2 separate regions of the Homo sapiens genome follow, and region 2 is linked to region 1. Evidence: chromatin contacts called from ENCODE Hi-C or POLR2A ChIA-PET data. All regions are on one chromosome and are shown on one strand. Each heading gives the region's core, a stretch centred on a gene start or an enhancer-like site at or near the end of the contact. The rest is flanking DNA. Distances are from core to core; before and after follow the strand shown.

Region 1 (4,038 bases), core at 1,209-3,708:
CAGCTCATCTAAACTTCATAGTGACCCTACAAAATAGGTACTATTATGATCCCTTATTTTACAGATCAGGGAACTAAAGCACAGAGGCCCTGCCCCTGGTTTCCATGGCTGGTTCTGGGGCTGCTGGAAAGAACATAAGATGGAGGGTCAGAGGATGTGACCTCCTGTCCTGGTGTCAGCAGCAAAATCCAAGAGACTTGCAGTCTCTCGGGGGATCTTTGTAAAACGGAAATGATAATACCTTCCTTCCCACATGCCCCAAGGCAGGAGAGCACTTGGAAAACTCATGAAAGACAACACAACTGAGTGGCAGGTGCTGTTATTTAAGGCTACAGCACACCAGCGATTTCTCAGCTGTTTCCTGTAGAAGGGAAGGCAAGGCCCTTGACAGCCAGGAAGCACAAACTACAACTAGATCCTCTCCGCCAAGAACGCGTCACTGATGAAGGCAGTGCCACAGCAGGGCTGTGGGGCTTGGACTCCGTGGAAAACAGCTTGCAAAGTCTCCACATCACAAGACACACACAGACGGTGACATCAGTAATAAACAGGACCGGAGACAAATCAAGACCCGAGTTAATTAAATATGCAAAATTATTTAACATGACCATGGATCAACCAATTGCCATTAAAGGAGGAAATTGACTTAATATGCAAAAATTAACACAGTATTCAAGTAATGAGAAAGAGGTGATTCTTCCCTTAAAATTTATCTCAATATCAGGGTGGCATCATATTTTCAATAACATTAAGTTGTTTAAAACAAGCCGACCAGGCTTGGTGGCTCACATCTGTAATCCCACCACTTTGGGAGGCTGAGGCAGGAGGATTGCTGGGGCCCAGGGGTTCAAGACCAGCCTAGGGAACAAGGTGAGACCCCCCATCTCTACAAAAAAATAAAATTAGCTGGGTATGGTGGTGTGCGCCTGTGGTCCCAGCTCCTCGGGAGGCTGAGGTGGAAGTATTACTTGACCCCAGGAAGTCGAGGCTGCAGTAAGCTGTGTTCGCACCACTGCACTCCTGCCTGGGTGACAGAACAAGACCCTGTCTCAAAACAAAACAAAACAAAAACCTACACAACCACCTACACCAAGAAGGTAACCTCAATGAGAACTAAGCTTCTGTTTTCCAAAATATCTCCCCAAACTAAACAGCTTCATTTTATTCAAGTACCTAATGTTCTGTCAATAGTTAACTATTAGATGAAAGAGGGCAAATATTCTCCCAGGATAAGCCACAGGAGAGCCAGGCTTTGGGGACCTTCACAGAGGCCTAGCGAAGGCCGCCTGCAGCAGGTGGGGCTGTCCCCGGGCTGTGACACGGAGCTGTACTCATCTACCCTTCCCCAGCAAGGCCTCCATCCACACATGGGAAGCTCCCTCCACCACCCACAGAGGTCCGGTCCTGCTTGCACCCAGGTGGCAGGCAACACGTCTGGGTACCACCTACGGCCACAAAACCACTTTTCTCTGTAGAACAATCTTCTAGCCTCTAGGACACCCGATGCCTAAGTCCTTGCCCCTAAGATAGACAGGACCATGGGGAATGCAGCTGCCAGGAAGGAACACTTCAGAAAAGCTGGCTCCTGAAAATGAGGAAAACCCCAATTTGGCTAAACCAAGGGAGAGCCAAGTGTGGTCTGAAAGCAGCCATATAGAGAGCAGCCTTTCCCCCAGATCAAAAATCTCCAGCAGAGATGAAACTGAGATTCCGGGTTCTCAGGAAGTCTTTGAGCCTTTTGAGGGGGTAGGGGACTGGTGCTGATGGCTGGGGCGGGGAACAGGGCCAGAGACCACAAGCAAGAGGGAAGCACCTGGGAAGACCCCACCCCACTCAATCTCAGGGGTCCCAAATCTTACTGTGTCAGGCACAGGCCAACCAAGGAGAAAACAGAGACAGCAAAAACCTTAGAACAGGGCCAGGCACGGTGGCTCACGCCTGTAATCCCAGCACTTTGGAAGGCTGAGGCAGGCAGATCACCTGAAGTTAGGAGTTCAAGACCAGCCTGGCCAACATGGCCAAACCCTGTCTCTACTGAAAATACAAAAATTAGCCAGGTGTGGTGGTGTGCACCTATAATCCCAGCTATTCAGGAGACTGAGGCAGGAGAATTGCTTGAACCCAGGAGGTGGAGGTTGCAGTGAGTCAAGATCGCGCCACTGCACTCCAGCCTGGGTGACAGAGTAAGAATCTGTCCAAAAAACAAAACAAAACAAAACAAAAAAAACCTTAGAACAGGAGACCCTTCTGTACAGGGCAGAGGAGCTGCAGGCCAGAGTGGGGTCCCATAGGGAAACTGAGTAGATACCATAGTTGAAACTGTCTCCCAAGATCCCAGAGAGATGAATACAAAAGTCACCTTCAAACCACTACCAAGATTGAGGTCAGCTTTTCACTGGCAGGAAAGTGAGTCACCCCAGCCTTTCCTGCTCCTAGTACAGTTTACATCCCCAAGGGTGGAGGAGGCTGGGTGTCATCCCTGCAGACTAACCAGTCCCTTATGGGAATGGTGGGGGTGGAGGAGGGGCCAATCAAGTCACTAATCTGCAAACAGGGAGCATCCTAAGAAAGGGCCGGTCTGCAGCCCCAGGCTCCCACCTGCCCAAGAGGCGGGTGCTATGCTAAAGCTCCTAAATGCCCCCCAGGCTATGTGGGGTCATTTGCAGGAGGAAGCAGGGAAGGTGACATTCAGCGTGAATCTCCTTTCAGCGTCAATATCTTTTCAGTGTGAAGTGTCATTTCAGTGTGCAGTCTCCTTTGCTGATTTTTATGACAAGAGTCTAAGGCAAATCACTCTGGCCCAGGGAACTGGTTCCAATAGATTACTGGTTTTCATATTTGTGTGGGGCATGGCAACTATTGAAATATGTCTTCCTTTCAGTTACGGTTTTGAAATGTGGACCTAAGTCTCTAGCACTCATTTTTATCAGGCATAATTATGATCATGCTCGATAAAAATGAGTCTATTTGTCTGGAGTCCTCAGTCCCAGAGAACAGTGCTTTCTACAGTTCTTGGCCTGCATAAGTTCCCAACAACCAGGATCAATTCCTCTTGTAGCAACCAAAACAAACTGATGTCCCCTCTCCAAGCTTAGAAGCCTAATTTGCCAGATGTTATAGCCTCCAGAGGTTGCCAGAGATGGCCCTGAGATCCCGGGGGGCTGCAGAAAGAAGAGTCAACAGGCAAGGGGGAGATGCTGACCATGCCACATCAGTTCTAGTTAGTGGGGCCTGCTCCACCCAGTTTTTATATAAGGCCACCAGTGAGAGGCAGCATGGCCCAGTGGATAAGAAGGCAAACTCTAGAGCAGGACTCCTGAATTCAAATTTTGCCTTTGCCACTTAGTAGCTGTGTGACCTGAGGCAAGTTACTTAACCTCTCTGTTAACTCTGCCTCAGTTTTCTCCTCTCTAAAATGTGGGTGATGATACTACTGCTCATCTCATAATGTTTTCATAAGGATTAAGCAGTAAGTTAACAGTTTTAAAGCACTTGGTACAGTGCCAGGCACATGCCAAGTGCTGTGAGAATTGCTTTTATTGTTAAAAATAAAGAAGAGTTGTTTCCAGAAAAAAAACAGTATGGCTAAAATGAAGTTGAAAACCATTGTTTTAGATCAGGGGTGAGCAAGTGTTTTCTGTAAATGGCCAGACAGTAAATATGTTAGGCCTTGTGAGCCATATGTTCTTTTTTTTGTAACCAGCCAAAAGCAACCGTAGATGTACGTGAAGAAACAGGCATGACTGTGTTCCAGTAAAACTTTCATTTAGAAAAACAGGCATTGGGCTGGAGTTAGTCTGCAAGTTGTAGTTTGCCAACCCCCAGCCTAGACCAAATTCCCTATTTTACCGATGAGAAAAATAGAGTGGGGGTAATTATCTGACACAGCTGGAAGCCAGGTCTTGGTCCTCCTAGACCAGGGCACTTTCTAAAATCAAGTGCCCCAGGAAGGAAAAGAGAAGTAGTCAACAGTTCATTCAGAATATAGACACACTTCCACTGTGTTCTGCCAGGGGACAAGGACACCCTGAGAAAAAG
Region 2 (4,252 bases), core at 919-3,418, 120 kb after region 1:
TTAGCCAAGTCAAATCTGCACGTACGGGTTAGTGATGGCAAGGCCACTGAGAAACATAAAGCAGACCAGGGGATAGAGAGCGATGGGGCAGTGTTCTGTCACCTGCGGGGAAGTCAGGGAAGGCCCCTCTCATTATGAGACCCTTGGGCAGAAGCCTGAAGGAGGCAAGGCTGACCAGGCAGCTCTGAGGGAAGTGCTCCCGGCCAAGGGAACAGCAAAGGCAAAGGCCCTATATTAGTCCGTTCTCACACTGCTGTAAAGAACCACCTGAGACTAGGTAGTTTAGGAAAAGGTTTAATTGACACATAGTTCTACAGGCTGTACAGGAAGCATGACTGGGAGGCCTCAGGAAACTTACAGTCATGGTGGAAGGAGGAGGGGAAGCAAGTATGTCTTACGATGGCAAAGCAGGAGAGAGAGCGAAGAGGGAAGTGCCACACTTTCAAACAACCACTTCTTCTGAGAACTCCCTCACTATCACCAGATTGGCAAGGGGGAAGTCGGCCTCTATAATCCAATCACCTCTCACCAGGCCCCTCCCCTGACATGTGGGGATTACAGTTCGAGGTGAGGTTTGGATGGGGACACAGAGCCAAACCATATCAGGCCCCAAGGCAAGAGAGGGCTGGCATCCTGGAAGAGGGAGCTGGGAGCAGCCACAGAGGTGTGTGTGTGGGGGTGGGTGGTGTGGCGTGGGGGGTGGGAGTGGTGGGAGCTGAGGTCAGGCTGTAGGACCTGGCAACCTGTGCAGAACACCTTGGATTTTACTCTCAGTGGCATGGGAAGCCATTGGAAGGCTCTGAGCAGAGGAGAGACATGATCTGATGGGTGCTTTACAATATCACTCATCAGCCATCATCACCTTGGGTGCTGCATGAAATGAGACTTGAGAGAAGGGCAGGGGCTGGAGCATGAAGAGTGTTAGAGGCCAGATGAGGGAGCTGGGCCTTCATCATGAGGTCAATGGAGAGCCATGGAGGAGTTTAGAGGAAGGAGTTAGTCCTCATCCTTATCTTGGAATAGAAGGCTCTAAGCACAGAGAAGTGAGGTCACCCTTCCCGGAACACACATAACTGGATAAGGTGGCTCTGGGATGGAAACTGAGGTCTTCAGATTCCTATCCTCGTTACTATGAGCTTTCTCCTGAATAACAACAGGAGACATTTACTGGGCATTTTCTCAGATACCAACCCACTTATCTTTCAAAACAACCCTGGAGGTAGGCAATATTATGACTCTCATTTTACAGACAAGGACCCCAAGGCACAAAGGGGTTAAGGAACTTGTCTGAGGTTACATGGCTAGAAAGTGGTAGAGCCGGGATTGGAACCCAGGCAGCCTGGATCAGGAGTCCGTGGAGTCAACCAGTGTGCTCCAGGGCCTTGCTAAGTCCTCCAGCCATGTGAATAGATGGGTGGGAGAACCGGGACTAGTTTCTACGGTGTTTGCGGAGCCGAGTCAGCTCTGTACCTGCCTGTACTCAGACCCCCATACTTTTCCTGCATCCTTAGTCCATTCCCACTGAGACCCCCACTGCAGTAGACATCGAAGGAACAAGAAGCGCAGCGGAAAATTAGACGCAAGAATTGCCTCCCCAGGAAGATATTCAAAGCTGCTTCTTAACTTGTTGCGCCCCCAGATCCCTCAGATCTTGAGTGCCCTGGGGAGCCGCCGTGCCCTCTCGGCCATAAGCAGAACACAGAGCGGCGGCCTCTTGTGCGGTTTGATCATGTGAACCATCCCGGTTGAAAAAATGAAGGGTATCGAATTAGGAATGAAAATGATTCTTTCCCCAAGCTCTGAATGCACTCCAAAATCCCTAGGGGGAGGCTTGGGTTTGTGTTGGCAAAGGAGGAGCTGGTGGAAATGTCTGCAACTCAGTCTCACGCTTCCTCCTTCTCCCTGACTGATTGCCTTAACAGGCGCCGAGGCTCTCCAGCCGACAGGCCACCAGAGGGCACCCACAGACAGGGCTGGCAGTCTCGGGCGGGCAGGCGGGTTAGCGTCCTCTGAGAAGGCCGGGGTCGGATGTCGTGGCACTGCAGAGAGAAAAGCATACACAGGAGCCGAAACACACTGAGCAGGCCCAGGACGCGAGAACGTGGATCTGGAGCCACACCCAGCCCGTGGCCTTCCCATGCAATGGCTGTGACAACTCTCCGGTTCTGTGGCCTATGCACCAAAACAATACCTGTGGGCTCTGTCTCAGTGTCAAACTGGGATTATGTTTTTGTTTCCAAGATTAATTTGAAAAAGGTGACTGGGCATGGTGGCTCACGCCTGTAATGCTAGCACTTTGGGAGGCTGAGGCAGGAGGATCCCTTGAGCCCAGGAGTTCAAGACCAGCCTGGGCAACATAGGGAGATCCTGTCTCTATTTAAAGTTTTTTTTTTTTTTTAATTTTGAAAAAATAATTTAAAAAGAAAAAAGAAAAAGGCAAGTCCTCTGTAGATGTGTAAAGACCACAGCTAGAAGTGACTACAGATACTACTTTATTAACCACCATGAGGGTCAACTGACCCAGGCCCCCAAAGTTAATTATCCAAACCCTGGCGACATTGGCTAGTGGTGGTTTTAGCCCAAACATACACATATGTACCCACATCTCCCATGTGTTTATCACACTGAATGAGAATTACCTCCTTATTTACATGGGGACCTGAAGAGCAGGAACCATATCCTGTGAATCTCTGTTCCCAGTTGAACTTTAATGTATGTCAAACATATATAGAACATTTGGTTCCATTTCTCCAGCAAAGCCTGGAAGACAAGAAACATGATGCTTTTGTGGATTCCAAGTAGAGAAAACCTTCCTGTTCTGTGGCCTGGGATTATTTCCAACTAGGCAGGTCCATGATTTTAGGACGGCGGTCAGCAAACTATATACCTAAGCCAAATCTGGTCCGTTGCCTGTTTTTGTAAGTAAAGTTTTATTGGAACACAGCTATGCACATTCATTTACTTACTATCTATGTCTGCTTTTGTGCTACAGCAGCAGGGTTAAGCAGTTGCAACAGAGACCATATTGCCCCACCTACACTGAATGTTTGCTCTCTGGCCCTTTACAGAAACAGTCTGCTGACCCCTGCTGGAGGAGGACACAATAGCAGCCTTGGGATGTGGCTGGCAGGAGAGCTCCTCCTTGCTTCACTGTGGTGATGGTGGGGCCAGCAGAGCCCCCAAGGGATGCTAGCCATGCCTTGGGTGTGCTATGGGTATGTGAAATCTGCTTCGTGGGGACAGCCTTGCTGAGAAGCCAAGGGTCCTGCACAAGTCCTTCCAGTTCTTGATACCCAGCTGCAGTGCTAGAGTACCTGTACCCTAGCACAGCCTGGGAGGGTCTGGACATCTTAGATCAGCTTCATTCTCTCTCTCTCTCTCTTTAAACATTAAAAAAAGAACATTTTATTGAGATATAATCCACACATTTAAAGCATAAACTTCAGTCCCTTATCTCTTAACCTACTTGTCTTGTGACTCTTTTCCCTTTCGTTTCCTTAAGCTACACCTGTATAAACTTGTTCCCTGCAAAGATTTCAGTGAATTTATTCACAATCAGGTGTAAGTGACGAATAATAGTAGGATCCCTAGAATCTCAGGATGACCCATCCCATGTTGTATGCTTTTGTCTCAGGTAGAGTTTTTCCCAAGTACACACTGGGATGGAGTTTGGGGTACAGAAGAAGACATCAAACAGGGAGGCAGACCAAACAAAGCCTTAGCCAGCCTAGCTCTTGCCTAGATGTCCAGGCTTCTGTGCTTGTCCAGACCTCTCTCAGTCACCAGATGCAAGTGCCCCAGGAGAGGAGGCTCCCTGCAGGGGAGGCCAACCCTGAAGAGCTGACCCTGGAGGCTTTCTGCGGACCACACTCCCCACAGCTGGATAGCGAGCCCTTCCCTGAAGGGGATCTAGAAGCTGTGTTTCCATGTGCACCTCACCCTTTTAAAGGATCCCATAACCCAGTGACCCTCCAGCACCCCACTGATAGGAGGACTCTCCCAGGACCAGGGCACCCTCTTTCTACAGAGGCAGCCCATCCCCATTTCACAAGGTGCTGGGCTTCCCTCTGCTGAGCTAAAATCTGCACTCCTAAAATGCAGGAGTGCTAGTCTAGGTTCTGCCCTTTGGAGCTACACAAATCAAAAACCCATTCCCATGATGACTATTGGGAGCATCTCCCAGCCCACTCCCATCCTGATCTCTCCATTCATTCCCCATGTGACATACGTCCGTGATCTCTGTCCAGATCAT

The links. Hi-C counts contacts between places; a loop is a spot of excess contacts on that map. ChIA-PET counts read pairs that join two places held with the same protein, here RNA polymerase II (POLR2A). Pooled maps may share reads with other maps.
Region 2: a pooled map shows a loop between it and region 1 (2.5-fold over the local background). The contact joins two enhancer-like sites. A Hi-C loop is called at or near these places in 1 of 50 pooled maps. POLR2A ChIA-PET finds 5 or more read pairs at or near these places in 2 of 52 experiments (OCI-LY7 and activated CD4-positive, alpha-beta T cell).

Annotation. Positions count from the first base shown.
Region 1 is chr18:48,561,650-48,565,687 of GRCh38, reverse strand. All of the region lies in intron 1 of CTIF (cap binding complex dependent translation initiation factor), which reads right to left. Among named protein-coding and RNA genes, the nearest start is that of CTIF, 25 kb to the right of the region's middle. Within about 2 kb of position 2,458, at least 2 of the 41 ENCODE cell types and tissues checked have a DNase peak (open chromatin) inside an H3K27ac peak, as active enhancers do.
Region 2 is chr18:48,444,492-48,448,743 of GRCh38, reverse strand. No RefSeq gene overlaps it. Among named protein-coding and RNA genes, the nearest start is that of ZBTB7C, 37 kb to the right of the region's middle. RefSeq lists an enhancer at 2,912-3,206. Within about 2 kb of position 2,168, at least 2 of the 41 ENCODE cell types and tissues checked have a DNase peak (open chromatin) inside an H3K27ac peak, as active enhancers do.